Linked DNA regions of Homo sapiens: region 1 is linked to region 2. A link is an interaction called in ENCODE POLR2A ChIA-PET data of the cell type or tissue named here. Cell type or tissue: Panc1. All regions are shown on one strand.

The links. Peaks named below come from ENCODE experiments on the same cell type or tissue, not always from the same donor. Only the 100,000 strongest peaks of a DNase experiment are listed, where the experiment ranks them.
Region 1: POLR2A ChIA-PET joins it to region 2 with 10 read pairs; 2 of 35 experiments call an interaction of 5 or more read pairs at or near these places.

Annotation. Positions count from the first base shown.
Region 1 is chr6:92,478,375-92,486,374 of GRCh38, forward strand. No RefSeq gene overlaps it. Among named protein-coding and RNA genes, the nearest start is that of LINC02531, 240 kb to the right of the region's middle. In Panc1, no CTCF peak of the experiment used is centred here; no DNase peak of the experiment used is centred here.
Region 2 is chr6:92,836,428-92,844,427 of GRCh38, forward strand. No RefSeq gene overlaps it. Among named protein-coding and RNA genes, the nearest start is that of LINC02531, 120 kb to the left of the region's middle. In Panc1, no CTCF peak of the experiment used is centred here; a DNase peak (open chromatin) is centred at 4,054.

The sequences.
Region 1 (8,000 bases), 360 kb before region 2:
GAATGAGAAAACAAGCCACACACCGGAAGGAAACATTTGTAAAAAAAAAAACATATCTAATAAAATACTGTTTTCTAAAATATCCAAAGAACTCCTAAAACTCAACAATAAGACAATGAACAACCTAATCGAAAAATGGGCAAAAAAATCTGAGCAGATACCTCACCAAAGAAGATATACAGACGACAAATAAACAAATGAAAAAGTGCTCAACATCAAGTACAAATTGCAAATTAAAACAGGATAGAAATACCTATTAGAATTGGCAAAATTCGAAACACAACACCAAATGCTGACAAAAAATTGTAGCAACAGAAACAATCATTTATGGTGGAAATGCACAATGGTACAACCACTTTGAAAACAGATTGGCAGTTTCTTTCTAAACTAAACATACACTTAGTAAACAATACAGTTGCACTTATTATTTATTCAAATGAATTAAAAACTTACATCCACACAAAAACCCACACATGGATGTTGATAGCTGCATTATTTATTATTGCCAACACTTGGAAACAACAAGATGTCCTTCAGTAGGTGAATGAATAAACAAACTTAATTCATCTAGACGATGGAATATTAGGCAGTGATAAAGAGAAATGAGCTATCAACCCACAAAATGGTAAAGAAGAAACTTAAATTCATGTACATGAAAGAAGCCAATATGCAAATGCTACATGTTTTATGATTCCAACTATCTGATATTCTGCAAAAGGCATAACTAAGTAGACACTAAAAAGATAAAGGTTGGCTGGGGCAGCGGTTCATGCCTGTCATTCCAGCACTTTGGGAGGCCAAGGAGGCTGAATCACTTGAAATCAGGAGTTTGAGATCAGCCTGGGCAACATGGCAAAACCCTGCCTCTACCAAAAATACAGAAGATTAGGCCAGTGTGGTGGCACACACCTGTGGTCCCAACTACTTGAGATGCTGAGGTAGAAGGATCGCTTGAGCCCAACTGTGAGGCAGAATTTGCAGTGAGCTGAGAACGCACCACTGCATTCCACCCAAGGCAACAGAGTGAGACCCTGTCTCAAAAACAAAAACAAAACAAAACAAAAAAATCAAGGTTTAGGAGGGGTTAGGAGGCAGGCACAGAGGAGTTTTAGGGTGGTGAAACTACTCTATATGATACTAGAAGGTACAACACCAAGAATATACTATAATGTAAACAATAAAATTTGGGTAATAACAATGTGTCAATGTATGTTCATCAATTGTATCAAATATGCCAGTGTGGTGCAAGATTTTTTTCTTAGGTGGGGGAAAGAGCTATATGAGTAATCTCTACACCTTCTGTTCGATTTTGTTGTGAACCTAACACTGTTTTAATAAACTCTCTAATAAAATTAAAAAAACAAATATCACAACAGGTTTAGTTGTCTAGGCATATATAATTAAAATTTGTAAGACAATTCATCCAATATTTATCATGAGGTATTATAAACAAAGAATGATGATATAAACATAAACAGAGGAAAAAAAAGAGAATGTCTTTTATTTTGCTTAAAGAACTTTAAGAATTGACTATTTACTTCAAGGTGTACCACATTTGTATAGTAGTTAAGATCCATGGAGAAGAAACCAATTCATTGCGGCAGACAGATTAGCTGCTGAACACACAGGAAGCTAATAACTAGACAGGAATGCTGAGGTCAGCTGCTGCAACTGACTCTTAAAATGTCTGTCTCCATTAGCCTGCTTGCCATCAGAAACAGATGCAGAAATTGGTGAAGCTACATTTTCATATAGAGCTCCAGCTGCAAGGAAGTGGAGTAAGCATACTTTTTAGGATTGAAGCTTCTGCCAAATATTCCCTACAAAATGATCATTTTAGTGACACTGTGTTAATCAACCAAATATATCTGGCATATAAGACAAAAATTGGATTAGATACATCCATGTATATTCACACCCATACATACTGAGACATATACATAGGCACATATATAATTTGAAGTAACTTTACATAAAATGAAATCACACATCTTAAGTGTATAGTTTAATGGCTTTTAATGAATATGTACACTGTGAAACCATCATCCCAATCAAGATGTTAGTCATAGATGTTTTATGAATGCCCTTTACCAAATTGAAGAAGTTCCCTTCTAAGGATATTTTCAGAGAGACCTTAGTATTAACGGGTAGTAAATTCTGTCAAAAGCTTTTTGCATTTATTGGAAGGATTATACATTTTTTCTCTTTATTCTGTAATATTGGTAAATTATATTCATTATTTTTTACATTTTTTATTTTAAAATAATTTTAGACTTACAGAAGAGTTTCAAAGATAGTCCAATGACAACTTCTATGCTCTTCACTCAAATTTCCCTAATGTTAGTAACTTACCTAATCATGGTAAAATATCAAAACTAAGAAATCATTATTTCTACAAGAATATCAATTGTAGCAATCAGTTTTTGAGTATTTAAGCAAACTAACATTCTTGGAATAGACCCCAGTGGAGTTTATCCTTTTATAAATTGCCAGATTCAATCTGCTAGAATTTTATTAAGTATTTTGCATGTAAGTTCATGATAATTAATTTATATTGCAATTTTCAAAAAATTTTTAGTTTTGATGTCATATTGGTCTCATAAGATAAGAAGGTATTATGTGAGAGTTTATATAAGATTTGCATTTTAACTTCTTTACACGTTAAATTTAGAGTGAAATGATCTGGGCCTAGAGTTTTCTTAATGAGAAGGTTTTTGGTAATTAAAATGTTTGTAATTGATATGTATACTTAGATTTTTCTATTTCTTGTTATATCAGTTTTGATAAATTGTCTTTTTCAAGTTATTTGTATATTTTTACCTAAGTTTTCAAATTTGATGGTAAAATGTTACATGTGTACAACCTGTCTTCTCTTTTATTTCTTACACTGGAATTTTTTAAATCTATTTTTCTTTATTAGCTCATCTAAAATTTATCAATGTTTTTGATATTTGTAAATTAAGTTGTTTTTATTAAATTTTCTCTACTGTTTTCTATTTTTCTGATTTCTTTTCATAGTTTTATTGCCTTTTTAAAAGTTTTTTGGGTACATAGTAGGTATATATTCTTAGGGGGTACATAAAATGTTTTGATACAGGCATATAAATGCATAATAAAACATCATAGAAAATAGGGTATACATCCCCTAAAGCATTTATCTTTTGTGGTACAAATAATTCAATTATATTCTTTATGTATTTTAAAATGTACAATTAAATTGTTATTGACTATAGTCACCATGTTGTGCTATGAAATACTAGGTTTTAATCTTTCTAGTTAATTTTTTAATCCATTAACCATGAGTTCAGTTGCTTTGATTTTTACATCCTACTAATAAGTGAGAACACGTGATGTGTGTCTTTCTGTGCCTAGCTCATTGCATTTAAAATAATGATGTCCCGTCCCATTCATGTTGTTGCAAATGACTGAATCTCATTTATTTTTATGTTTGAGTAGTACTCCATTGTGTATAAGTACCACATTTTCTTTATCCATTCATCTGTTCCTGGCCACTTAGGTTGCTTCCAAATCTTGGCTATTGTGAAGAGTGCTGCAACAAACATGAGAGTGCAGATGTCTCTTTGATATACTGAGTTCCTTTCTTTTGGGTGTGTACAGCAGTAGGATTGCTGGATCACATAGCAGCTCTATTTTTAGTTTTCTGAGGAGCCTGCAAAGCATTCTTCACATTGGTTATATTAATTTTCATTCCCACCAACAGTGTATGAGGATTACCTTTTCTCGATGTCCTTGTCAGCATTACTTGTTACCTGACTTTTGGATATAAGCCATTTTACCTGGGGTGAGATGACATCTGATTGTAGTTTTGATTTTCATTTCTCTGATGGTCAACGATGTTGGCCACCTTTTCATATGCCTGTTTGCCATTTGTAGGTCTTCTTCTGAGAAATGTCTATCCACATCTTTTGCCAATTTTTAATTCAATTATTAGATTTTTTCCTAAAGAGTTGTTTGAACTGCTTATATGTCCTGATTATTAATCCCTTGTCAGATGGGTTATTTGCAAAATATTTCTCCCATTGCGTAGGTTGTCCCTCCACTTTGATGACTGCTTCCTTAGCTGTGCAGAAACATTTTAACTTGGTGTGATCTCATTTGTTCGTGTTTGCTTTGGTCTCCTGTCCTTATGGAATATTATTCAATTGACCAGACCAATGTCCTAGATAGTTTGTTCCAAGTTTTCTTTTAGTATTTTCACTGTTTGAGGTCTTAGACTTATGTCTTTTATACATTTTGATTTTACTTTTGTATATGGCAAGGGATAGGGGTCTAGTTTCATTCTTCTGCATATGAACACCCAGTTTTCCCAGCACCATTTATTGAAGAGACTGTCTTTTCCCCAATGTATGTATTTGGCACCTTTGTCAAACATCAGTCCACTGTAGGTATGTGGATTTGTTTCTAGGTTCTTTATATTGTGCTATTGGTCTATGTGTCTGTTTTTATGTCAGTACTATGCTGTTTTGGCTACTATAGCTCAGTAGTGTAATTTGAAGTCAGATAATGTAATTCTTTCAGTTTTATTCTTTTTGCTTAAAATAACTTTTGATATTCTGTGTTGGTTGCTTTTCTTTATATTCACATAAATTAGAGGATTGTTTTTTCTATTTCTGTAAAGACTGTCATGTGTATTTTGATAGGGATTGCAGTCAATCTGTAGAACACTTTGGGTAATAGGACATTTTAACAATGTTGATTCTTTTAATCCATGAACATGGAATATCTTTCCATTATTTTGGTACCCTCTTTAAATTCTTTTATAAGTGTTTTATAGTATTCATTGTAGAGATCTTTCACTTTTTTGGTTAAATTAATTCCTAAGATTGATTTTTATTTATGGTTATTGAAAATGGGATTACCTTTTTCATTCCTTTTTCAGATTGTTCCCCATTGACATATAGAAATGCTACTGTTATTTGTATGTTGATTCTGTACTCTACAGCTTTACTGAAATTGTTTATCAGTTCTAATCTTTTTTTTTATTTTTTTGAGTCTTTAGGTTTATCCAAATATAAGATCATATCATCTGTAAACAAGGATAATTGGACTTGTTTCCAATTTGGATGCCCTTTATTTCCTTCTCTTTTCTGATTCCTCTAGCTAGAACTTCCGGCACTATGTTGAATAACATCGGTTAAAGTGGGAATCCTTGTCATGTACCAGAGTTTAAAGGAAAAGCTTTCAGTTTTTCCCCATTCACTATGATATATATGCTGTGGGTTTGTGATACATGACTTTTATTATGTTGACGTATATAGTCCTTCTTTTGTTTTTAAGAAAGAATTTCACTCTGCTGGAGTGCAGTGGTGCAATGTTGGCTCACTGCAACCACCAGCTCCCAGGATCAAATGATCTTCCCACCTCAACCTCCAAAGTAGCTGAGACTACAGGCACGTGTCGCCATGCCCAGATAATTTTTTGTATGTTTTGTAGAGATGAGGTCTCACTATATTGCCGGGCTGCCTTGAATTCCTTGACTCAAGCAATCCTTCTGCCTTTGCCTTCCAAAGTGCTAGGATTACAGTCATGAGCCACCACACCTGGCCATGTTCCTTCTATACCTAGTTTTTTGAGGGTTTTTATTATGAGGGAATGTTGAATTTTATGAAATGCTTTTTCAGCATCAGTTGAAATGATCATATAGCTTTTTTACTTCATTCTGTTGATATGATGCATCGCACTGATTGATTTGCATATGTTGAGCCATCCTTGCATCCCAGGAATAAATCCCACTTTGTCATGATGAGTGATCTTTTTAATGTTCGACATACTTAGTTTGCTAGTATTTTGTTGAGGATTTTTGCAGCAATATTCACCAGAGCTACTGGCCTGTAGTTTTTTTGTTTTGTTTTGTTTTGTTTTTTGATGTGCCTTTTTCTTGTTTTTGTATCAGAGTAAAACTGACCTTGTACAGAGAGTATGCAAGTATTCATTCCTTGTCTATATTTTTTTCAATAGTTTGAGTAGAAGTGGTATTTGTTCTTCTTTAAACGCTTGTTAGAATTCAGCAATGAGGCCATCAGGTCCCACATTTTCTTTACAGGGAGACTTTTTATTACAGCTTTGATCTTGTTACTTGTTATTTGTCTGTTCAGATTTTGGATTTCTTCCTGGTTCAGGCTTCATAGGTTGTATGTATTTATGAATTTGTCTATTTATTTGGGGTTGAATCTTGGTAGGTTGTATTTGTCTAAAAATTTCTCCACTTCTTCTAGAATTTCCAACTTAATTGCTCATAGTAGCTACTAATGTTCCTTTGAATTCCCATGTTATCAATTATAACGTCTCATTTTTCATCTCTGAGATTATTTATTCAAATCTTCTCTCTTTGTCCCTCGTTAGTGTGGCTAAGGATTTGTCAATTTTATTTAACTTTTCAGAAAACCAACATTTAGTTTCATTGATCTTTTGTATTGTTTTCTTCATTTCAATTACATTTATTTCAACTCTATCTTTATTATTTATTTTCTTCTACTAATTTTCGGTTTGGTTTGCTCTTGCTTTTCTAGTTCCTTAAGATGAGTTGTTAGGTTTTTTACTGTAAGTTGTTCTCTTTTTAGATATATGTACTTATAGCTATAAACTATGTTCTTAACACTGCTTTTGCTGTATCCTATAGGTTTTGTTGTGTTGTATTTCCATTATCATTTGTTTCAATAAGTTTTTAAAATTTTCTTCTTTATTTTTTCATTGACCTACTTTATTCAGGAACATATTATTTTAGTTTTCACGTGATTTTAGTTTCCAAAATTCCTCCTGTTATTAATTTCTAGTTTTATTCCACTGTGTGGTCAGAGAAGATGCTTGATATTATATCAATTATTTTGTTTTGTCACCTAATGTATATTCTATCCTTGAGAATGATTCATGTGCTGAGAAGACTAATGTGTATTCTGTAGCCATTGGATAAAATGTTCTGTAAATATCCATTAGGTCCATTTGGTCTATAGTGCAGATTAAGTCCAATATTTCTTCGTTGAATATTTGTCTGGGAGATTTGTCTAATGCTGAAAGTGGAGTGTTGGATTCTTCAGCTATTATTGTATTGTGATCTAACTCTCTCTTTAGGTCTAATAATATTTGCTTTATAGATCTGGGTGCTGCACCGTTGGGTGCATATATATTTAAAATTGTTATAGCCTCTGCTGAATCGTCCTCTTTGTCATTATATAGTGACCTTGTCTTAAAATCTGTTTTGTCTGATATAACTACTCCCGTTCTCTTTGGTTTCCATTGGCTTGTAATATATTTTCCATTGCTTTATTTTCAGTTTATGTGTGTATCTGCAGATGAAATATGTTCTTGTAGGCAACAGAACATTGGGTCTTATCGTTTTGTCAATTAAGCCACCCTGTCACTTTTGCTTGTAGTGTTTAGTCCATTTACATTCAATGTAATTATTAAATAAGGACATTTATATATTTTCACCCTGACATCTTATCATTTGCCTTTGGGTTGTTTTGTGGTCTTCTTTTCCTTCTTTCTTTCCTTCCTGTCTTCCTTTTAGTGAAAGTAATTCTCTCTGGTGATAAGATTTAGTTATTTGTTTTTTATTTTTAGTATGTTTATTGTATATTTTTTGGTTTAAATTTACCATGAGGCTTGCAAAATCTATCTTATAACCTATTATTTTAAGCTGAAACAACCTAACACTGTTTACATAAACAAACAAGCAAAAAAAAAAACAAAAAAGAAAACTAATAAAAGCTCTATGCCTTAACTTTGTCCTCCAAGTTTTTTACTTTTTATTGTTTCTATTTATATCTTATTGTATTGTTTATGTCTTGAAAAGTGTTGTAGTTATTTTTATTGACTCATCTTTATGCTTTCTACATAAGAGGAGTAGTTTACATACAACAGCTACAGTGTTATAATATTCCATATTTTTCTGTGTACTTACTGTTACGAGTGAGTTTTGTACTTTCAGATGATGTCTTACAGCTCATTAATGTTCTGTTCTTTCTGATTGAACATTTAAC
Region 2 (8,000 bases):
TCATATACCCAACATACAATGGTAGGACAGGCATAGGATAACCACTATAGACATGCCCACTCAAAGAAATAAAAGAGCAGAAGGCATACAGTAGTCACTGGTCCATAGCAATACTGAATTCCAGCAAGACACATTGCCATTTCTAATTTCTGGGGACAGTTATCAAAAATTCTTCATACTGCTCTCTAGGCTCTGGGCTCCATCCCTTGAGTCATGCTTCCTTTTATGTAAAATACGGCCAGTGCTTCCACCTGAGTACTTTTCTTAGTCCTTTTATTGCCCATAATATTTCAAGAGTTCAAGGGACTCATTTTACTTTTTAACATCTCTGTCCCTTTTAGTTCAAGCTGATGCACTTTTCTTTTTTTTGAGACAGAGTCTCACTCTGTCACCAGGCTGGATTGCAGTGGCGTGATCTCGGCTCACTGCAACCTCCGCCTCCCAGGTTCAAGCAATTCCCCTGCCTCAGCCTCGCAATTAGCTGGGACTACAGTTATGCACCACCACGCCCAGCTAATTTTTTTTCTATTTTAGTAGAGACGGGGTTTCATCATGTTGACCAGGATGGTCTCAATCTCCTGACATCGTGATCCACCCGCCTCAGCCTCCCAAAGTGCTGAGATGACAGGCATAAGCCACCACGCCCAGCTGCCGATACAATTTTTTAAATAAAAATTATTAGACAAAAGCTACCTCTTCGAAAAATCTCAAGATAAGTCTTGTTTCACTTAGGTTTCCTGCAGTAGTGCTGTGGGGACAATGCTCTCCAGATTCTTGGAAGACCTTTTGTCTGTTTGAAAGGGTCTACAAGGCACCCCCTTAAATCTTTCAGGGGTCCTAACAAGGAGTTTTACAGTTAGATCCTTGGTTTTATATCTAGACAAGGGGTCCCCAATCCCAGGGCCTCAGACCAGTAGTGATCCATGGCCTGTTATAAAGGGGGCTGCACAGCAGGAGGTGAGCGGTGAGTGAGAGAGCATTACAGCATGAGCTCTGCCTCCCATCAGATCAGCAGCTGCATTAGATTCTCATAGCAGCGCAAACCCTATTGTGAACTGTCTTCACATGCAAGGTTGTGCGCTCCTTATGAGATGAAGCAGTTTCATCCCGACACCATCCTCTCCCACTTTGCCCCCGTCCATGGTGCCAAAAAGATTGGGGATCACTGATCTAGATCATGTTTTTCTGAGAGTTCCCTCGATTTTATCTTTGCCTGGAAGCAGTTTCTTACTTATGGTATCTTTGCAATTTATAGAGTCTAGAAATAAGAAACCACTTTATTTTTTAGCCCAACAAGCTCAGGCCCCTTTTTACTTAACAGCTCTTTCTTTAGCTTCTTTCTCTCCTCTCACATTTTACTATTAAGCAACTAGAAGAAACTGGTCAGCACTTTACACACTCTGCCTGGAAGTCTCAGTTAGATCATCCAATTCCTTAGGTACATTTTCTGTTTTTCACCTTTTGATGGGAGGAGTTACAAAGAAGTTGAAGACATCCACTAAAACAGCCACAGTATCCAAGTGCAAAGATAAACATGGTCTCACTGAGCCAGCAATCTCAAAACACATTCTATCTCCAACTGTATCATTAAGTAGCAATATCACCATATGTAGGTTAAAATTTAAAAAAATGTTTTTTAATAATTGAAGGCATATGTGATTATTTTCATTAAAATCCAGCCCAAACTATCAGGCAAATAATTTTAATAAATAAAAAAAGAGAATGAGTATTAGTCTCACATATTCGTTCATATTGAAGCAATGATGATGTCTGTTAATGTTTCTATTTTACTAAATATTCCCAAACATCCGGTAATCTCCTTTTCTGAGTATGCCAGAAATTAACACAAAACTCTCCTTTTTAAAATAATTCTGAGCAATTGCCCATTTATAGCTTCTCAATAACCTTTCAGGGTTCCAGTATCTCTCAGAGGGTAGAGATTACAGCTTGATATACTTAGTATAAGCTTCTCAGCATCTAAGATGGAACATTTTACTTATAGTCAGACTAAAGTTATAAAAAATAGCTAAAACTTCAATTACTGTCTCCTTATCAATCCTGATCTTCAATTATATTCCAGGGAAATGAAATTATATTATTTTAGCGTTAGAAAGAACTACTGTGGTCATCTAGCCCAGGAATATACCGATATCAAAGACACATGAGGTAGAAAGTGGGCTATGATAAAATTAGGAAGATCTATGAAAGTGAAGAAGGGATTTAGACATTATTCTTTAGGCAATGGAAAATCAATGGAGCATAGAATTATAAGAATGGCAAAATATTGTATTTATGAAATATTTAAAAGGGTTCAGTAAAATTTGAAAGTCAGCTTTGTTTATATAATTTAAGATATTGTCAAGGACAAGCCTATGGTAAAAGCACCAGCATAATTAGTTAATAAACAGTGTAAGAAATTGTATTTTTGGTGAAACTCCTTAGGGATTCTTTATGCCATGTATTGTGCATAATACACATTTCTTACTAGGAGAAAAGTCCCCAACTATACCAAAGAGATGAAATACTTTGAAACATGTTTTCAGAATCTGCCAAAAGATAGGGAATTTTGCTAGAATACATATTAAATTTAATCTAATAATCATTCTTGATTGGGAACACTGACCCAGTGACACTGAAGCTGTTAGATTAGTGAAACCAAGCTATGAGATGCACAAGGAGACCAAACAACAGAAGATCCTCCTATGGAGTGCAGGGTCTTTGAAAGGAAATGAAATTCATCTTGAATTTATGGTAACACTCTAGAGTTTTAGAATATGATCTGTTGCTTGACATTGTTAGCGAAGGCTCACAAGAAAAGAGATGTAACTGATTATTTTACTTTAAAAATAATTAAAATTTATTGAGTTTTTTCTAAATTGAGACAAAATATGTGTAAAATAGACAACAAAAGTGGCAATCCAAAAATATACAGAATTTAGGACCAGAAAATAAAAACATTTGTGTGACTGTGAGAAAAAAGATTCACATACAAGTAAGTCCACAATTAATTTTCATAGGACTATTTTGTAGTCATTACTGATAGTGTAATTTGACTGAAGAGATATTTGAACTCAATGAGGCATTATATCAACCCAATAAGCCACTAATTTTTGTTTTCTTTGTAACATTCAAGCATTAGAACACTGAAAAAAGAAGAGATTAAGAAATAATATATGGAACTAGATACTATATTAAGAAGTGGTAAATATCTTGCTATACTTGACAACCATGTATATTTTATAATATGTTCTGTATTATGATATGTAAAATTCATGATTTCATATCTTAATTCCAGTTGCTACAACATCAGCTGATAGAAAGCTAGTATAGTTTGATGTCACTAATAATAAAATATAAATTATATTTAAAATGATGACACATAATTATCACTGTTGTCAAAAATAATTTTAACTGAATAAATATATATTAATTTATTAAGTACATATATCTTTGTTACACTATTAATTAAAAAGTTGTTAGGCCTTCAAAAGAGTACCCAAAAATGTGCAATAATAATGAAATTCAGTGACTTGAGTTATTTTTCCAACTTTCAGTCACCTTTGATATCTCTGATAACTTTTACTAATGTAAAAACTATGGCTTTATATATATAACTTTATAACATAACTTTTATATTTTGTCATTATGAAGGCATATTTGTCAAGGTAGTAGGGGAGAACGTATTCTATTTAGCAGTGTCTTAGTTTAACTTATGCACACAGTATGCAAACCTCCATCATCCCCTTTGGCTCTGCAAATTTTCTAGGCAGAACGCTTTCATCTCTCCAGTCTGGACTCATCTTTGCAACTCCAGACCCTAGCTTCCTACTTGACATCTGTACTTAAAAGTCTCACATATACCTCAAACTTAACATATCTGAAAGAACTCTTTGTTTTCTCCCCAATTTGTTGCTACTCACTTCATTTACAGTCATGCGATGTATAAGAATGTTTCAGTCAACCATGGGCCACGTGTAAGACAGTGATCCGTAAGATAATAATATAGCTGAAAAATTTCCTATTGCCTAGTGACATCATAACCATGGTAATGTAGTGCAATGCATGACTCACATGTTTGTGGTGATCCTGGTGTAAACAAATCAACTGTGATGCCAGTTGAATAAAAGTATGGCACATACTGTACAATTATGTACAATACATATTTGATAATGATAACAAATGACAATGTTACTGCTTTATGTATCCACTATAGTATACTTTTGATGCTTATTTTAGGGTGTACTCCTTCCAAAGTTAACTGTAAAATAGCCTCTGGCAGTTCTTTCAGAAGGCATTTCAGAAGAAGGCATTGTTATCACAGGAAATGACAGCTCAATGCATGTTATTGCCCCTGAAGGCCTTAAAGTTAGACAAGATGTGGAGGCGGAAGACAAGGATGTTGATGATCTTGACCATGTATAGGCCTAGGTTAATATATGTGTTTGTGTCTTAGTTTTTAACAAAAACAAAAGTTTAAAAAGTAATATATATATATTTATATAAAGCTTATAGAATAAGGATATAAAGACAAAATATTTTTGTACAGCTGTACGATGTTTGTGTTTTAAGCTGTATGATTAAAAAAGAGTCAAACAGTGGCCGGGCGTGGTGGCTCACCCCTGTAATCCCAGCAACTTGGGAGGCTGAGGTGGGTGGCTCACGAGGTCAGGAGAGCGAGACCATCCTGGCCAACATGGTGAAATCCCATCTCTATTAATATATATATATATATTCACCAGACGTGGTGGCGCACTTCTGTAGTCCCAGCTTCTCAGGAGGCTGAGACAGGAGAATCACTTGAACCCAGGAGGCGGAGGTTGCAGTGAGCTGAGATTGCGCCACTGCACTCCAGCCTGGGTGACAGAGCAAGAGTCTGTCTCAAAAAAAAAAAAAAAAGAGTCAAAATATTTAGAAACATTCAAAAGCATAAATTTAAAAAGTTACAGTAAGCTAAGGTTAACTTATTGAAGAAAAATTATTTTTTATAAATTTAGGATAGCCTAGGTGTACAGCCTTTATAAAGTCTACAGTAGTGGACAGTAATGTCTTAGGCCTTCACATTCACTCACTACACACACACTCACTTAGAGCAAATTCCAGTCCTGTAAGCCCTATTCATGGTGTGTGCCCTATGCAGGTGCACCATTTTTAAATCTTTTATACCATATTTTTTCAGTACCTTTTCTATGCTTAGAAACACAAATACTTAGCATTGTATTACAATTACCTGGAGCATTCAGTACTGTAACATGATGTACAGGTTCATTGCGTAGGAGGAATAACCTATACCAGATAGCCTAGGTATATAGTGGGCTATACCATCTAGATTTGTATTATATAAAGTATACTCTATAACGTTTGCACAACAAAATCACCCACCGATGCATTTCTCAGAATGTATCCCTGTCATTAATCAAGTCATGACAGTGTATCTCAGTATAAAGCACCTCTACTTTCTTGGTTATGAATGCCATCTGGAGGTCAGCCTCAACAACCTAGTCCATTATTCACAAGGATTCTATATTAAAGATATATTTTTAAATGCTTCATTTCTGTTACTATTACCTTAATCCAAGCAATGATTATATTTTTCACAAAATTGCTTCCTAAATGGGCTTTCTGTCTGCACTCATAACCCTTCAATCTATTTTCCCCCAAACAGTCAAAGAAGTCTTTTTAACTGTCAAGTCAGTGTCTTGAATAAAACCTTTCAGTGTCTTCCCATTGCTGTTAAAATCCTCAAGGGCCTGTGATTATTGAGCCTTGTCCACATTCCCAGGCTCAACTTGAAATGTTCTGGCTGCCTCAGTCATGGTGAGCCAGCCACACTGTTCCTCAGGCCTGCCAAGCTCCTTCCCCTTCAAAGCTTCTGCACATTATACTTCCTCTACCCGGTACTTTCTGTAGCTAGCTCCTAATGATTCTTCAAGTTCAGTGCCTCCTCCTTAGAGGGGTTTTCCTTGATCTCCATCTAAATTAGATCTCCTTCTTCCACATTTTCCCTATTCCATATGAACATTAAAACTTCATTCATAAAATAAACATTAACATTACATTGCCGCAGAAGCCAGAATCACTCTGATCACTTACTACAATCTGTCTTTGGATAGTAATTTGTGTGGTTATTTATTTAATTACTGACTTTTCTACCAAAATAACAGTTCTATTGATAACTGTTATTTTGGCCTGGGGGTCCCCAAGGCCCTTTTAGGGGATACTTAAAGCATTTTGTAAGTCTGATTGCCTTTGCAAGGACCTCAAAGCACAGAATGTGCTTCGGGCTCCCTGTGTATCATGTCTAGAAGAAAAGATATACCAGTTAGACAAGTTGACATATCAACCATCATTTTGAGATATAGTCATAAATGAAATAAAATGTTCTTCCTCCAGTTTGCAATGGAAGTGCAATTGTAGTTACTGATATCACAGCCCCAGAAATATCAATGAGGAACAGAACACAGTATAAGACATGAATACCACCAAACGAGTATGTGCAAGGCTAGGAAGGGAGCAATCTGGGTGAGAAGTTTCAAGTGGTGCAGTGCTATTCACTCTCCCCAATAAACCTGTACATTTAAACATTTGCTTTTCCCTATGATATTCTTTATCTGAGTTTCTCTCTCTGTCTCTCTCTCTCTCTTTTTAAAACTCTGATTTTGAACTACTTGCTCTTATATTTGTATTTGACTTTGCTGCTGTCTTAATTCTCTTTAAGGTCAGTCCTGCCTGACCATTCAGAACACATGTGCCTATCCCTCTCTAATAGTTCCTATTTGCCTACTTAGAATTAGAAATGGTCCTTCTAGAATCAGAGAAGAAAGAGAAAAGATTTAAAAATGAAGTGTAAAATCCATGGTATAAGTTTAATAAGCACGCTGGATGTAAAATAAATAGTGGTTGTAAAAAAATGGCTTTGTGGACATCATTTTAGTGTGAAAAGGACTGCAATTTATAGTCTGGACAACTTGCATACCTGCTCCATTACAACAATTTAACTGATGAGACATAGTGGGCTGAATGATGACCCCAAAAAGATATGTCCATGATTTAATCCCTGGAGGCTGTGAATATTGTGGCAAAAGATATGATTAAATTAAGAGAGGAGGAGTTTATCCTGGATTATCCATGTGAGCTCTAAATGTAATCACATGCCTTTTCATAAGAGAGAGTTTTGAGACACACGCCAAGAGAGAAGAGAGGAGGGGAAAAGGCAAAGTAGCTGCAGTGGCAGGGCTCAGGGTGATGTGGTCACAAGCAAAGGAATACCTATAGCCAGAAGCAGCTGAAAAGGCAAGAATGGATTCTTTTGCAGAGTATCTAGAGGCAGCATGGCCTTGACAATATGTTGATTTCAGACTTCTGAACTCCAGAATTGCGAGAGAATAAACGTCGGTTGTGTTGTCACCCAATTTGTGGTAATTTGTTATGACAGCCCCAGAAAACTAATAAACAAGATAAACATTAAAGCCACATTATCACATTACTTTTGTTTTCTTGAGGTTCAATTTGTGTGTGTGTGTGCATGTGTGTGTGCGTGTAATTCAATTGAAGAAATGTGAAGCCCAAATTACATGACACATATGAGTAAAGTCTGAGCAGAGAAAATGTGTTATATCTCTTTCCTATAGACACACACATTTATAGTATGTAAGATGCTTCAATTAGCAAAAAGTGTTTTTAATGTTGAGAGACCTGTTGATTACACCCATGTAGGCATTAAAACTCCTTTCACAAAATAAATATCCCTTTGAGGCAGAAGGAACCAGCACTCTATGAATGCATAAATTGAACGTGATCATGATCATTGTGCTGTAAACATCTGTTTACATTTCCTAGGATCTTGCCATGATTTCCACATTTTGTCTAATTTGTCATGACACCATCTGTTTGAAGATAGATTGATCACTGGTGGTTGGATTATTGGGTAAGTAGTGCTTATGTTTATTATGATGTACCTAACAATACCTTAAAATTATATTTAATGTGAATTAATTTTTAGG